Regions from separate parts of the Mus musculus genome. Here region 1 is linked to region 2. The links are chromatin loops, found by intact Hi-C in ENCODE. Cell type or tissue: left cerebral cortex. All regions are shown on one strand. Links, peaks and the distances in the headings refer to the core of each region. The heading gives the core; the rest is flanking DNA. Region 1 has its middle 290 kb from the start of Gm41313. Region 2 has its middle 380 kb from the start of Abra.

Region 1 (8,349 bases), core at 38-8,037, 130 kb before region 2:
AGGAAGGCATTTTTTGCCTTTGGATTTGTCTTTAAATAAATGTAAGCTGTTTGAATAATTACGTTTTTTCTTGGTTATATAACCCCATGTCAAAAATAATTAAATTATCTCTTGTCACATCATCATAACCAGTGTGGTTGAGTATCTTGGTTTTTCTATCGTATGGAAAAAATGAAAACTCAAGCTTTTTGCCAATGTATTTCTTTCCCCAGTGCTCTGAAACCAGTTGACAAAGCCATCAGTTGCCATAGAAGCAAAAGCATAGAAGTTGTAATACACAAAATATGTCAAAACATGGTATGGATTATCACATCAATCTAGCATGTAAGAAAGAACCTCACAACCCTGCCAGTTGATTATGGGATTGTCTCCCACAAGGGGCAAGCCTGGTATTCCATCAGGAAATATCACATTACTGTGTTGATTCCATTATGTTTATCTTCGGCAAGTGTTCTGGGCGATGTTGTCAGAGGCAACAATCTAAAGGACAGGGCTTTCAATCTTTTAGAAACAAATCAGACTAAAAAATCAGGATTTAAATTCTGTGAACAAAAATACAATCTAATCTTTATCTCTAAGGAGAAATACTCAATAATCATATCAAACTTTTCTCTGTATCTAGCTATATGTTCTACATTTATGTTTTTATTTTTAATTCTCTTCAAATAACTCAGTAGTATAGAAGACAATACATTGTAACTATTCACCATATTTAATTTCCAAATTCAAGTTTGCCTAAGTTTCAAATTTGGAATGCTTGAACTTACACCTCTTGATCTTTTAGTATTTTCTTACATTGCTCTCTTTCTGTGAAAGTGGTAACTAAGAACAAACATTTATTATTATATTCCTCTATTTTCATTGGAAATATGCCACTGTCCTGACCAAAGAACAAATAGAGAAAATAATAAAGACTGTTTTAAGTTAGATTTAAAAATAACTGGCGATTACCCAGTGTGGTGGTGAGTGACTATAATCCCATCCCTTGAGAGGTAGAGGGAGGAGGATCATCAGTTCAAAGCTACCCTCAACATCTTAGAGATTTGAGGTACATTTAAGCTACATGAGACCCAGGATTAAAGCAAACAAATAAAACAAACATCAGTAAGACAGAACAGTGATGTGAATGTAAATGATAGACCATAACTATAAATTGACAAAATGTAGCTATTTCAACTCATTCCCCAGTCTTTTTGACCTGTTCATTAAAAATTAACTAAAAGTAGAAAAAAAAGTTGTAGATAAAATGTAGGGTTTTAAAAATCCCTTATTTTATATTTCGTGTAAGAGAATCTATACTAATAAATATAGTTCACTAAAAATGTTTTATGCAATCATCAAAAATACAAAATAACAAAAACAAAGAAAAAAATATAACAAAACCTAAAGGAAGGCAGAAACTATTTTGAAACTCATACAGGTATATATCACACACATAGAGATACAATCAGAAAATAGGTTCTGCTCTTGATCCACAAAAATAAATGTGCCTGTGATACCTCATCCCAGATGTACAGTCATTATTATAAAATATCCTTCTTCTAAGTATTATATAATTACCAAGTGTTTTCCCTAAATAGGAAACCTGGCTGTCTACGTGAGTGCTTTCATCCTAAAGTTTCAGTGTTAAACTAACACATTCTCTCTGTCAGTGTCTTCATTTGCAAAATGAAAATTAAAAACATTTACTTCCTGAGGACTTTTGAAAAATCAAAGTGAAATGATGTAGGTAGAAATCTGCAAGATGAAAGCACATCACATTGGATAAATCCCCTATAATTCCATGACTTCTCTCATAAATGCACGATTTTCGCCGTATCTGTCATCACCCAAGAGCTCCCCATCATCGCAAAATGGTCAGACGAAAGTGAATAATGGGAAATCCTACCCTCTTGATGTATTTCATCATATCAAACTCTCAACACTCTTTTGCAGGAGGTTGTATATAATTTAATGAAAACTACCAAGGGGACTGTATACCACATGTAGTTCAGGGAAAGAGGTATGAAAATAGAACATACAGAATGTTAATCATTTTGTTAGAAATTTTCAGTTTTTAAAGTATTCAGTATAATACGTACTTTGTTTCATAATTGGCAAAATAAGGTCCAAGATTTCACTATAAAATATTTTATGCACACATTGTGTATAGAGTCCAACACAGTATAATTTGTTTTGTTCTCTCTATACCCTTGATAGGAGTTTTTTTAAATCTCCATCTTAACCAGCACCCACAAGTTACCTTTTGTTAACTCTAACAATATGGAGAACTCAGGTACAAGATAAAGAAGACTGTGAAACAAATCTACTGAGAATCAAATAGGACTGGGGTTGGGGTGGGGTGGTAAAGGAGGACTTGGTGAATGACTAACATAGGTGACTAATGACCAAAAGAAACGAACTCAATAGCACTCCTAAAATTACACCCACAGGTTAATTCCTTTCTAAATCTTTTTTTTTTTCTTTTTACTAACCACTCAACCAAATTTAGGCTTGCTTCCACATACAACAAAAGCTTCCCTCTTTGCTCCACACGCAGTCAGTTGGTTATCTTTCATCTTCAGCAGAATGAGTTATTTGTCAAAACAACATAGTTACTGTAGTGAGATGGCCATAGGGTTAGGCTAGCACAGAGAGCGTTTGTGACGAATAGACTTACTTTGTTCCTATCTATTGTATAACCAAAATTCATGACCAAGGCCTCAAGTTTAAATTTCGACATCTAAGCAAAAATTTCAGAGAGGGTTTTCTTTATCTATTTTATTCTGATTTTAATTGCTCTTGCTACATTTTAAGGGAAAGTATGCAGACCTTTAAGTAGTCAAAGGCTCCAGATTTTCAGTGCTCCTTTCAGTATAGGAAGCTTAGTTCTGAACTGAAAGTAGACCTTGAACTCACAAGATCTGAAACAGCAATTTCATATCTATATGATGGGGGGTTGGAATCTTAAAGCTAAAAGCCCCAACTTACCAATAGGAAAACAGTGACAATCTCGACTAACATTTTTACTAGGAAAAACATATGCCACACATATGTGATAAAGTTTCAACCAAATGACAAAGTTGTTACTTTTGGCACTCTCTCCCACAATGACTTATTCTCAGCCAGTTGTCATGGAAAAAGAAATATTTCTGGACTGCCTATTCTGCAGAGAAATTTTCTAACTATACAGAAGAGTTGAATCTATTAAATTTGCTTACACTTAAAATAAGAGAAAGTCATTGGCAGAGTTAAATCTTAGCACACATTGTAAGATGAAGACACTGGTGAACAGAGAATGAACACAGTGTCCAACAGAAGTCTTTGAAAGAAGCAGGTATGAGCTGCGAGGTTCCAGGTGATGAGCAGAAGTTTGAGAGAAGCAGCATGAAAATAGTGATGCTCTAGAAAGCCAATTGCACTAGGATCTGGAAATCATGCTGAGAGTAGCTTGTTTTAGACTATTAGAAAATAAAGTTGTCAAATAATTTGGGGTATACTAATGGCACAACACCAGAGAGGAAGACTGAGCTCAGAGGAGTCACTCACTAGCCAGATGGTGGAAATGACAATTGCATATAGCCGAAAGCTCTTAAAGTCTCTAAAAGTGTGGAAAAGTATTATACTTGTTGAAGACAATGAGTATGAAATCTCAACATGAAAAGAGAAAGCCTATGATATCTCTCTTACAGTCTTCTCTCTACTCTTCTTTCTCAGCATAAGAGACTCTACTTCAGGAGGCAGGGGCATTGTTGAACTTTTAGGCCCATAGATGGAAGCTGATTGGTGAATTCCAGAGTACCAGGAGCTCTGGAGATACCATTCCACAATTCTCTAAGATGACTCAAAAGACACAATGTAGACTCTGACTTAGACTTTGTTATGGAAAAGGGATATAAAACAAACCCACAAAAAGCAAAAGCAAAGGATGAGGTCCAGAGAAAGCTGTGGGTAAGCGTCTGAGCTTTCTTCTCCAGCAGAGTCATTGGGAAGCACTAAAGGGCTGTGCCTCCTCTCTGGAAAAGTCCACCTGGAACTTTCAGGAGAGGCTGCATTCGATAACCACAGAGTAATTGCTTCCTCTAAGATTGGGAATTAAAATAAGTATTCCATTGTTGTCATTTTATTAAAAATTCTACTCAGGTTTCTAGATCAGGCAACTGGATAAGAACAGCAAATAAAAATGCCCAAATCAAAAGGGAAAAATGTATCCTTATCTTCACAAAGAACATGATAAAGTTAGAAAGATCCACTGTAACTATTTTATATTAACAGTTTTCTGCTACTGTAACAAAATACCCAAGCCTGAGAAATCACCAGGCAAAGAAGTTCATTTTGCTAGTAGTTTTAGAGGCTGAAATTCTATTGATTTGTTCACTTGGAGAAGATCCACAGTGGATGGCCTCAAAATGGTGAGAGAATGTGAGGGAGGAAGAGACATGGTTTCTTGTCACATGACACAACATGAAGTATGTGTGTGTGTCTGTGTGTTTGTGAGGGAAGGAGACAGGTGTAACAGCGTGCTACAGGTTACTCTCATGATGCTAATGATAACTAATGAAGGATCCCAGAACAACCGTCTTAATCTTTCTTTCTAAGAGTAAACTTCCCATCATCTGACAATATCCCATGGGGCAGAAAAGGCCAAATCTCTGTCTCCTTTCTTGAACTGAGGCATTTATCATTTTCTACTTGTGGACAGTTAAGTCTTTTGTTCTCCACACAGGGAGCTCTAATACTTTGAACAGTGGGGTTAACTACCTGGACTTTAGAGTCTCAAGTCTTAAGGTCCTTAAACCTTGACATTTTTGAGACAATTCTCCACTCAGACCTCATTGGGAGTCTGCATGAAATGGTGACAGGCATCAGATTGTAGTTGCAGTACCTAGATTTGAATTTCAACTCTATTATCTATTCTCTGTGAGATTATAGGCAATTCACAAAACCATCTCTAAAATCTTTCTTTTATTAATTATTTTATATCCTAAATGTTGCCCCTTCACAGAGTTCCAACCTACTCCTTCCCCTTCGTATCTCCCCTAGGGATATGCCCCCACCTCGTGGCATCAAATCTCTACAGGATTAAGCTCATCTTCTTCCACTGAGGCCAGACAAGGCAGCCCTTTGCTACTACATATGTGTGTGTACCTCTAAAATCTTTTAAAACAGGACCAGACTTCTACTCTTTTCTTTTCCAAACTAAATTACTACATATAAATTAACACATAAAGCATCATCTTTTTTTCAATATAATTATTAAATAAAGCAAAACTTTCCAGTGATGTGGTCAATTGCTATAATGCCGACTTAATTCTGACCTAGCTTCCAGATTGACAAAGTAATGCTATTGTATTTATTAAGGTAGTGATGTCAGTGTCACTGTTTTGAAACAAAAGTTTCAGGATTAATGAAGTTTTAGAAGTCTTTCTATGGTACTGGTATGATGAACTCACATTTACTGAAAAGAACAAATATTACTATGTTAAACCATCCCTGTCTTAGAGACCAGCCCACAGAACATGCAGAACATGGAGAGCATTCCATCTCTTCTCAAATTAATTGATGGGAAATGATGCTCAGTGCTCAAAAGAGAGGGAGAGAGATAGATGATAGATAGATAGATAGATGATAGATAGATAGATAGATAGATAGATAGATAGATAGATAGATAGATAGATAGATAGAAAGATAGATAGATAGATAGATAGATAGATAGATAGATAGATAGATAGATAGATGATAGATAGAGAGAAAGGGAGAGAGAGAGAGAGAGAGAGAGAGAGAGAGAGAGAGAGAGAGAGAGAGAGAGATCCATTCTATTAGTTCTGCTACTCTAGAAAACCCCAGCAAATACACCCGTAACTCGAAATATGCTTCCAAAGTTAACAAGGTGAACAGGAAGAGTCTGGCTCAATTACTTATAATTTAACTGATGTCCAATGTGTACTTTTATATGTAAAGCACAGCTCAAGAAGCAGGAGGCAATTCCATTATTTATCAAGCATTCACACCTATTTGTACCCTGTGAGGAACACAGGACTTTATATAAAATGAGAGCTTTCTAACACATCATGACTAACTAGGAAAGAAACCATGAGGCTTGGGAGGGATATAGAGAATTTAACATTACTACCATTGTTTTCAAAAGGAAGTGAAAAGGGATACCAAAGATTTCTTGCATGATGTCCCAGTGAGGAAATTCTTATTGCTAGCTGGAGAAGGGCAGATGAAATCAACGGGGTGGGAATAAAGCTCTTCTGACCTGGTGACTTATCTAAGCAGAAAGTCTCTTCCCTTGGTGGTACTTGAGAGGCCTTGTTTGTACTCACTTGATCCCTGCAGCTCTCCACCCTACTCCCAACCCCCATCTGCCTGAAAACAGTTAAAAGGCAAAGCAGTAAATCAGGAAGTCTCCAAACACAGCAGGGTTCAGTTTACAGTACAGCAGGGTTAGGGTTGAAAACTGAAGTCTAATTCCATTTTCAAAGCTGAACATCTAATGGGGATTATCATTAATGACAGACAGCATGGTGTCAAAGGGTTGTGTCAAGTTCCAGACCTTTTCATGCTTTAAATTCCTATGTTTAACCAAAGGTTAACCAAATCATTGCTGGTTGCAAACTGCTGCTTCAACATACTGTGGGTGGCCTATCATTGCCACAGAGTCAGCCATTGCTGATAAAGAGACAAATATGCTCCATTTATACACATGGCTTGTAATGCTGAGCGCTTTCGAAAAGAAATAATCTCATGAGAAGTTTAGAATGAAGATGTTATGAATTTTTACCTTTATAAAATACTTATATGTAATTTAATACATGTACCATAATATGCAATTATTAAATATCATTTCATTTTGCTTGCTTAAACAACACTGTTTCTCTTCTTAGCTCCTAGGTGCTCAGAGATGGATGTGAGAAGCCTGCTATGAAGATTACTCAGAATCAGAACAGAACATCAGATTCACTGTGAGGATTATTGTATTGACAGGGCAGACAAAGGTCCACAGGACTCAAGGTGAGCTTGAGGAATTGGACAGAGCCAGGAAAGACCAGAAGAGCTTGCTCAAGTCATTAACAACCAAGCTTTAGAAAATGAAAGAGACAGCATGAAGACAAAGATGCCTTGATGAGCTTGGTGTGGTCATGTGTCTGTAACAAGTATATACAATCAGTGCTGTGAGTGCAGGCCCAGTGAAGACTGAATAAATCTGGAGAAGTTTGAAAAAGCTTAAGAGCCTTTTGTGATACTCCAAGGAGACAAAACTCCAGGAAGTCATCACCACTTCTTTTAACTTTTTATGTGTCTCTTTAAGGTACCTTTTGGGAGGTACCTGTTTGGGTCTCTAAAAATAATAATAAAATAAATGAAATTCTGAGAGCCACATGCCGAGTTTTTGATTAAGCAAGCCTAGAATCATACAGCCTATGATCCATGAATACATAACTCATACTTCTGGGGAGAAGATGATGCTTTATATACCAGTAATCTGGAGACAGAAGGTTAAATTTTGTTATTAACCATTAAGAACGGAAAAATGTGAGACCCATCCCCTGGGTAAGCACCAGTCCCTTACACTATTAATGATACTCTATTATGCTTGCAGACAGGAGCCTAGCATGGCTGTCCTCTGAGAGGCTATACCCAGCATCTGACTGAGACAGACGCAGATACCCACAGCCAAACACTGGACAGAGGTCAGGAACCTTATGGAAGAGTTGGGGAAAAGATTAAAGGCCTTCAAGGAGATGGCACCCACACAGGAAGACTAGCAGTCTCAACTTACCTGGACCCTTGGGAGCTCCCAGAGACTGGGCCACCAACTAAAGGGTACACATGGGCTAGTTTGAGAGCCCCTGCACATGTGTAGCAGAGGGCAGATTTGTCTGGCCTCAGTAGGAAAGGATATCCCTAATCCTGTAAAGACTTGATGCACCATCATGGAGGGATATCCAGGTGGGAAGGGGGCTGCCCTCTCAGAAGCAAAGGGAGTGGGCAGAGGGGAGGAACTCTGTGAGGGGGGGACAAGAAGAAGGCAGCATTTGGGATGTAGATAGATAGATAGATAGATAGATAGATAGATAGATAGATAGATAGATAGATAAATGGATAATTTTAAATAGAAGGTGAAATGGAGAGAAAGGTTGCTCAATGGTGTTATTCCTGACATCAAAGAGGCACAGTTTCAGGGGCCAGTTGTGGTTGGCTAGTGTGTAATGGCACATTCCTATTGGTTCAATTAGGCTTTCAGCACAGCCAGCAGCCAGAATTTTACTAGCTGCTCTGTAGGAAAAGAGACTCAGCCATCATTACCTCTGCTACTTCCATCTGCCCTCTGAATCAGGTGAGTTGGTAGCTACAAATGGACCT
Region 2 (8,349 bases), core at 135-8,134:
TCCTTAACCTACTAAGAGTATGTTTTCTTGGAACATGAAACAGGCTATGAACTTTTAACATTTTTAGTTATGCTTTTAAAAGTGGGTGATGTATCACCATTAGCATGCTTGATGATGTATCTTCAATGACACAGGATCAGAGGGAGTGGGTGTCTGAGGAATGGAGAGATCCCAGGAGTAATAGTAGGTGGCATGACTATGCTTTTATGTCTACACATGTATGTTCTAAGACAAGGTACCCATTTTTGTTGTTAATATTTTATTTGGTGGCTTTAATATATCATTTCACAGATTAGTCTATTGAACATAATGCTACAAAATTCTAATGCCTGTGAAATGTGGGGAAGCATTCTGATTTTTCACTCTTTTCTAAAATGATGGCGTTCATCTCTGAGAATTCACAGGCTCCATTTCTGTGTGCTGGTGTATTATAGCGTGTGTACTAGCCATTGAACAGAAATGACACAGAAAGTAGGAAACTTTTCATTCTCTTAGAAACCAAGGTCACATCCTTTCCAGCTGCCATCCACATTTCCAAGCAAGGAACTTGGAAGAATCATTTTCCTATGAAGGAGATAATTCTGGGTTTGATATTTATGTGAATGTGAGGGGATAATGTGTGTATTTACTATGCTGATTTCAAAAACATATTTTACATAATTTGGGTCACAGCTTGTGTTTGACAATACTTTGTGTGTATGTGTGTGTGTGTGTGTGTGTGTGTGTGCATGAGTGAGTGTGCGTGTGTGTTTTCTTTGAAGCTATTCTAGTTACTTGTTGGTGTCATTTTGCTTAATTGATGTTAGCCAGAGAAAATAGGTGGCAAATAGGACAATGTAAAGAATTTGTTTCATTTGTTTCTTTCAAAATACTTTTCAAACAAATGTGTGATTTTATTCAAAAACCATGGGGAAAAAAAGAAGTACATAAGATCTTAACTGAGAACTATGCTTTAGAAGTGGAGGATTTGTCAATGAGCAATCCGAGCAATCCTTCCGTAATGGAAAAAGAGAGCCAGGCATCTTAAAACATTTGATATCAACCAGTACATGCATGAACTTAACATACTGAACGCAAGTAAACAAAATGAACTATAGACATCTAGTAAGATTAACCTTGACCATAGCAACTGAGGAATGAATGACACGTGGGTGCTAAGTCTACCACTGACCTGCTTCACTTTGAAATGGGCCCTATCAATGCCAATCCTGCTCAAGTTGATTCTTGACAGGTAAAAATTCTCAAATATAATGGTTTCTTGTTTTGGATAAATAATCATATAATATATTCATATATAAGTACATCATTATGTAATATATATTGTTATATAAATGTATAATATATAATATAATATTAGTGTTAAAATTTCATGGGGAGAAAAGTAATGAGAAAAAAAGGCTTAAAATATTCTTTGTCAGAAGACTAAATTCAGTTGAAAACAGATAGGCTGGAATTTTGGCTAATTGTTGAAGTTATTGAATTTATTTTTATTCAACATTTATCAATTTTACTCTAATCTTTATGCTGTCCAGGAAGATTCTTTTGTCTATGTGTTTTCTCTTCCTTGAATAGAAAATGCTACATTTCTTAAGACTGTACATTTTCATTATGCATTAATTAGATATGTTGGTAGAAGGATATATGTTTTAGATATATAATATATATATGTTATGTTACATATATGCAATGCAAAATAGTATTTTACATATTTAATAACATGTCATATATATGTAAAATATATATGTGTTATATTACATATATATGCAATCTAAAATAATATATTCTCATCATTCATTTAAATGGGTTTGATTTAGCCTTTGTAGTGGCCTATTCAATCTTCAATGCCCAAATCAGGCATCATTTAAAAATAAAAACTAGAAACCCAAAATATTACTCCAAAATAAAGAATAATGATTCCTTTGGAAACAGCACTATCGAGTGTGAATGCTTACTTTCATATTGATCACACTACATTATAATTGTTCTGTATCCATCTTACCTTCTACACTGAGAATTCCAAGTGGGGAGCAATTTCTTCCCCAGTTATATTTCTAGAAAGCAAAGACTTATTAAAAGATGTATCTGTTGCTAATGCTCAGTAATTCTTGCACACAATGTACAAAGACAATTGTACAGTTCAAGGAAAGTAGCAGGAAGTCCACCTTCTATGAAGGCCTCAAAACAATTAGAAAGCAATTGGTTATCCCCATAACACACCCTCCTACTGTACTGCATTGTAGGGCACTTCCTCCCTGACAGGTCATTACTGTAGTTTGCAGGAATCATAACTGAGTAAGACTAAATGACTTTTCCATTCAAGTAGTTTGCCTATGGCACTATGAAGGCTAGGAAATAGGGAGGATGTCTCTGTGTTAGTTTCAGTTTGAGTTCTCAGTGGCTAATGACAAAAAAAAAGTTTAATGTCTTTAGCAGTAACGTTTTATTATCAAGGCTGATCAACAACTGAGACCAGTGGGAATGGCTTTTCATGTTTAGGGGTATCTCACAATCCATGTCTTTTCAAAACTCACTACTCATGCATTGAGGGTACATCTATTCAAACTGTTTTTTTTTTTTAGTTATAACTTATAAAGTTTATGCAGTGTAGGCTTTCCTGAGGCTTTTCCACATATCTTCAGTTAGGTGCCGCTTCCCTCTCCCTGTTTCTCTTCTCTATCATCCTAACATTGTGCTCGATTAGATGTTTCCATTATCAGCATGCTAACCTTTTATATTTGATATATTTTACTAATTCTTCCATATTAAAGTGCCCCCTCCCAAATGGAACCTTTCTACATTTCTGGCTTTTATTGTTATTCGGAATTAAATGCACTACTCTAAAAATTGTTGTTAGGGTCAAAATATAAAGGAGAATTTGAGGCAACTATACTTCTGAACCTATGTTACCTAATTCAATTTAATATTTTTCAGAACTAACCGTTTTTTTTCTGCTGAAAATGTCATAATCTCATTCCTTTTACCAGTGACTAAAATTCTATTATATAAATGTACAAAAATTCATCAGTTAATGAACATATGCACTGATCTCATTTCCTTACATTTATGAAAAGTGCTACAATGAACACAGAAGTGCAAGTTTGCATATATAATATATATACATATAGAGAGATATATAAAATATATACATACATGAATATGTATGCACATAAATATGCATATGCACATGAGCATGCCCACACACATACATATACATTATATACATATGTATTTATATATGTATACACACACACACACACACACACACTAGGGTATAGTTTTTTGGAGTACAGCTGAAGGCTGGTACCGCTGCTTCATGTGCCATGTCTATTTTAGTTCTGAAAATTCCTCCACACTGATTTCCATAATAGCTGCACCAGTTTATACTCCCACAAGTAGTATACTCCCATTTCTCCACATCTTGCTTAGCAGTACTTGTAACTTCTTTTTATATAATAGCCACTCTGACTTCAGTTAGATGAAATCTCCAAATAATTTCAACTTGCATTTCGCTATTGGCTAAGGATTTTCAATCACTTCAAAAAATATTTATTACACATATGTGTTCCTTCTTTAGATAAGTCTGTTCTCTTCCATTGAACCTTTTAATTGTTTTTGTTTGTTTGCTTTTTTCTTGTTTGATTGTGGTTTTTAAAGCTCTTTGTATAGTCTAAACACTAATTTTCTGTCACACACACACATATACATACATGCATATAAACATATATGTATATATACATATAATTAAATATAAAATCTTCACTGGACATGTTATCTCTTTACTCAGTAGTTTTATTTGCACAACAGGTACTTTTTAATTTCACCAAGTTCCACTTGATGAATGCTGGTCCCATTTCATGGTGATCAGTGTCCTTTTCTGAAAATCCTCACTTTTGCCCACAACTTTAAGTGTACTACTTGCTAGTAAATTCAAATTTTAAGTCTAACATTAAGCTCTTTGATGCATTTGTTACTGATTTTTGTACAGAGAGAGAGATAATAATGAAATTTCATTCTTCTGCATATTCATAGTCAGGTGTTGCCCGGCTTTTGGTGAGGAGGTTGACTTTACTCCAGTGTGTGGTTTTGACTTTGTATTGAAAAACTCAGGTGGATGAAGTTGAATTCACATGTATATTTTGGTTCTCTATTCTATCTCACTGATTTGGTGGGAATTTTTGTGCCAGTATTATGCTAATTTTACTGCTACTGTTCTATGTTATAAAATTCAAGTATGGTGATGACTCCAACATTTTATTATTTTTGTTATTATTATTTGCTCAATAGCCTTTTGTGATTCTTTATGAATTTTTAAGAATATTTTTCCTATTTCTTTGAGAATTGAAGTAGAATGTCAATTGTATTGGTCTATATTTATAGACTGCTTGTGATACTACGGAAAGTTTCACAATATTTATTCTACAAATCTATGGGAATAGGAGGTCTTTCCATCTTGTAATGTCTTCTTCCATTTCTTTCTTCAGTGTTTGAAAGCTTAAAAGATTTTTCTTACTTTTTAAAAAAAAATTTTATTGGATATTTTCTTTATTTACATTTTAAATGTAATCCTCTTTCCCAGTTTTCCCTGCTCCTGGAAACCCCCTATTCCATTCTCCCTCCAGCTGTTTCTATGAGGGTGTTCCCCACCCACCCACTCACTCCCACCTCCCTGGCCTCAATTTCCCTACACTGGGGCATCTATTGAGCCTTCATAGGATCAAGGACCTCTCCTGCCATTGATGCCTGACAAGGACATCCTCTGATACATATTCAGCTAGAGCAGTGAGTACTCCTTAGTTGATGGCTTATTCCCTGGGAGCTCTGGGGGCTCTGATTGGTTGATATTGTTGTTCTTCCTATGGGGTTGCAAACCCCTTCAACTCCTTCAGTCCATTTTCTAACCCCTCTATTGGGGACCCCATTCTCAGTGAAGTGGTTGGCTGTGAGCAGCCACCTCTGTATTTGAAAATCTCTGGCAAGGCCTTTCAGGAGACAGCCATATCAGGCTCCTTTCAGCATTCACTTCTTAGCATCCACAATAGTAGTTGGGTCTGGTAACTGTGTATGGGATGAATCCCCAGGTGGGACAGTCTCTGGATGGCCTTTCCTTCAGTCTTTGCTCTATACCTTATCTGCATATTTTCTCACATGAGTATTTTTTTCCCCTTCTAAGAAGGACCGAAGCACTCATACTTTGGTCTTACTTCTTCTTGAGCTTCATGTGGTCTGTGAGTTATATCTTGGGTATTTTGAGCTTTGGGACTAATGTCCTCTTATCAGTGAGTGCATACTATGTGTGTTCTTTTCTGATTGGGTTACCTCACTCAGGATGATATTTTCTAATTCCATCCATTTCTCTAAGAATTTCATGAATTCATCATTTTTAATAGCTGAGTAGTACTCCATTGTGTAAATGTACCATATTCTCTGTATCCGTTCCTCTGTTGAAGGACATCTGGTTTCTTTCCAGCTTCTAGCGATTATAAATAAGGCTGCTATGAATATAATGGCACATGAGTCCTTATTAAATGTTGGAGCATCTTCTGAGTATATGAACAGAAGTGGTATAGCTGGGCCCTTAAGTAGTACTATGACCAATTTTCAGAGGACCAACCAAATTGATTTCCAGGTTTACCAGCTTGCAATCCCACCAGAAATTGAGGAGTGTTCCTCTTTCTCCATGTTCTCCCCAGCATCTGCTGTAATACCAATACTCCTCAAACTATTCCACAAAATGGAAACAAAAGGAAAACTAACCAATTTGTCCTATGAAGCCACAATTATGCTTATATCTAAACTACACAAAGACCAAACAAAGAAAGAGAACTTTAGACTAATACCCCTAATGAACATTGATGCAAAAATACTTAATAAAATTCTTACCAACTGAATCCAAAAACACATCAAAATGATCATTCACCACAATCAAGTAGGCTTCATCACAGGGATACAGGGATGGTCCAATATTCAGAAATCAATTAATGTAATCCACTATGTAAACATAAAGAAAAAAACCACGTGGTCATTGCATTTGATACTGAAAAAGCATTTGACAAAATTCAACATCACTTCATGTTAAAAGTCTTGGAAAGATCAGGAATTCAAGGCCCATACCTAAACCTAGTAAAAGCAATATACAGCAAACCAGTAGCCAACATCAAACTAAATGGAAAGAAACTTGAAACAATCCCACTAAAATCAGGTCTAGACAAGGCTGCCCACTCTCTGCCTATCTATTCGATATAGTATTTGAAGTTCTAGCCAGAGCAATTAGACAACAAAAGGAGATCAAAGTAATACAAATTGGAAAGGAAGAAGTCAAAATATCACTATTTGCAGATGGTATGATCGTATACTTAAGTGACCCCAAAAATTCCACCTGAGAACTCCTAAAGCTGATAAACAACTTCAGCAAAGTGGCTGGATATAAAATTAACAAATCAATAGCCTTCCGCTACTCAAAGGATAAACAGACTAAGAAGGAAACTAGGTAAATGACACCTTTCACAACAGTCATAAATAATATTACATACCTTGGTGTGACTCTAAGCAAGTAAGTGAAGATCTGTTTGACAAGAACTTCAAGTCTCTGAAGAAATCAAAGAACATCTCAGAAGATGGAACTATCGCCCATGCTCATGGATTGGCAGGATTAATATAGTAAAAATGGCCATATTGCTGAAAGCAATCTACAGATTCAATGAAATCCCCATCAAAATTCCAAATCAACTCTTCATCGAGTTAGAAAGAACAATTTGCAAATTAATTTGGAATAACAAAAAACACAGGATAGTGAAAACTATTCTCAACAATAAAAGAACTTGTGGGGGAATCACCATCTCTGACCTCAAGCTCTATTACAGAACAATAGTGATTAAAAACAAAAACAAAAATAAAAGCAAACAAACAAAAAACCTGAATGGTATTGGTACAGAGACAAGCAGAAAGATCAATGAAATAGAATTAAAGACCCAGAAATGTACACACACATATGGTCACTTAATCTTTGACAAAGGAGCTAAAATCATCCAGTGGGGTGGGAGGGTGGACAGTCTTTTTAACAAATGGTGCTGGTTCAATGGGCAGTCAGCATGTAGAAGAGTGAAAATTCATCCATTCTTATCTCCTTGTACAAAGCTGAAGGCCAAGTGGATCTAGGACCTCCCCATAAATCCAGATACGCTGAAATTTATAGAGGCGAAAGTGGGAAGGAGTCTCAAACACACGGGCGTGGGGGAAATTTTCCTCACATCAATGGCTTATGCTCTAAGATCGGGATCTCATAAAATTGCAAAGCTCCTTTAAATCAAAGGACACTGTCAATAGGACAAAATGGCAACCAACAGATTGGGAAATCACCTTTATCATTCCTACATCTGATAGAGGGCTATATATATCCAATATATAAAAAGAGCTCAAGAAGTTAAACTCCCAAGAATCAAATAACCCTATTAAAAATGGGGTACAGAGCTAAACAAAGGATTTTCAACTGAAGAATATAAAATGACCAAGAAGCACCTAAAGAAATATTCAGCATCCTTAGTCATCAAGGAAAGGCAAATCAAAACAACCCTGAGATTCCACCTCACACCAGTCAGAATGGCTAAAGTTAAATCTTTTCTGATGAAGCAGGACCTTACTCCAAAGTCAAAGCCAGCTTCTCACTCCCAATTCTTCTGCTTGAGCCTCCCAGGGATTAAAGGTGTTTATCAACATTCTTTTAAGACTGTAGGGTAACACTACAAAGACAACCTTGCAAATTATGCCTGTAACAGTTCTCTGTATCTACATACTTTAATATTTATTTTACAGTGTAGAAATATTTGAGAAAGTAACAGTAATCTCGTCAGCCACTTTGCCTCTCAGAAATAACCCCTTGAAAAACATACTTGAAACCCATCCTATGACAAACAGACTCTGTTATGCTATGCTTGCAGACAAAGACCTAGCATAATTCTCCTGAGAAACTTCATCCAGCAGTGGATAGAAAAAGAGGTAGATAGCTACAGCAGAGCTCCAGGAGTCTTCTGGAATCATGGGAGATAGAGGTAAGAAAGGAGGGAGGATCAAAGACAGCCTAAGATCTGCAAAGTGAACTATCCTGGGCCCATGATGGTTCACAGAGACTGAACAACCAACCCAAGAGCATGTAGGAGTTTGCCCTTAGCTTCCTAGACATTTGTAGCAGATGTGCAGCCTGATTTTCATTTGGGTAACCTAACAATTGGAATGGGAGTTGTCTCTGCCATTGGAACTCTTTTTCCTACCTGGACTTCCTGGTTCAGCCTCAGTGGAAGAGGATGTACTTAGTCCTACTGGGACTAGATGTCTCAGAATGTAGTGGAACCCAAG

What was found. Hi-C counts contacts between places; a loop is a spot of excess contacts. Peaks named below come from ENCODE experiments on the same cell type or tissue, not always from the same donor. Only the 100,000 strongest peaks of a DNase experiment are listed, where the experiment ranks them.
Region 1: a loop joins it to region 2, with 13 times the contacts of the local background. A loop is called at or near these places in 2 of 42 quality-filtered maps.

Annotation. Positions count from the first base shown.
Region 1 is chr15:42,371,160-42,379,508 of GRCm38, reverse strand. No RefSeq gene overlaps it. Among named protein-coding and RNA genes, the nearest start is that of Gm41313, 290 kb to the left of the region's middle. In left cerebral cortex, for the core only: no CTCF peak of the experiment used is centred there; DNase peaks (open chromatin) are centred at 2,619 and 3,062; H3K27ac peaks cover 322 bases.
Region 2 is chr15:42,241,965-42,250,313 of GRCm38, reverse strand. No RefSeq gene overlaps it. Among named protein-coding and RNA genes, the nearest start is that of Abra, 380 kb to the right of the region's middle. In left cerebral cortex, for the core only: no CTCF peak of the experiment used is centred there; a DNase peak (open chromatin) is centred at 3,320.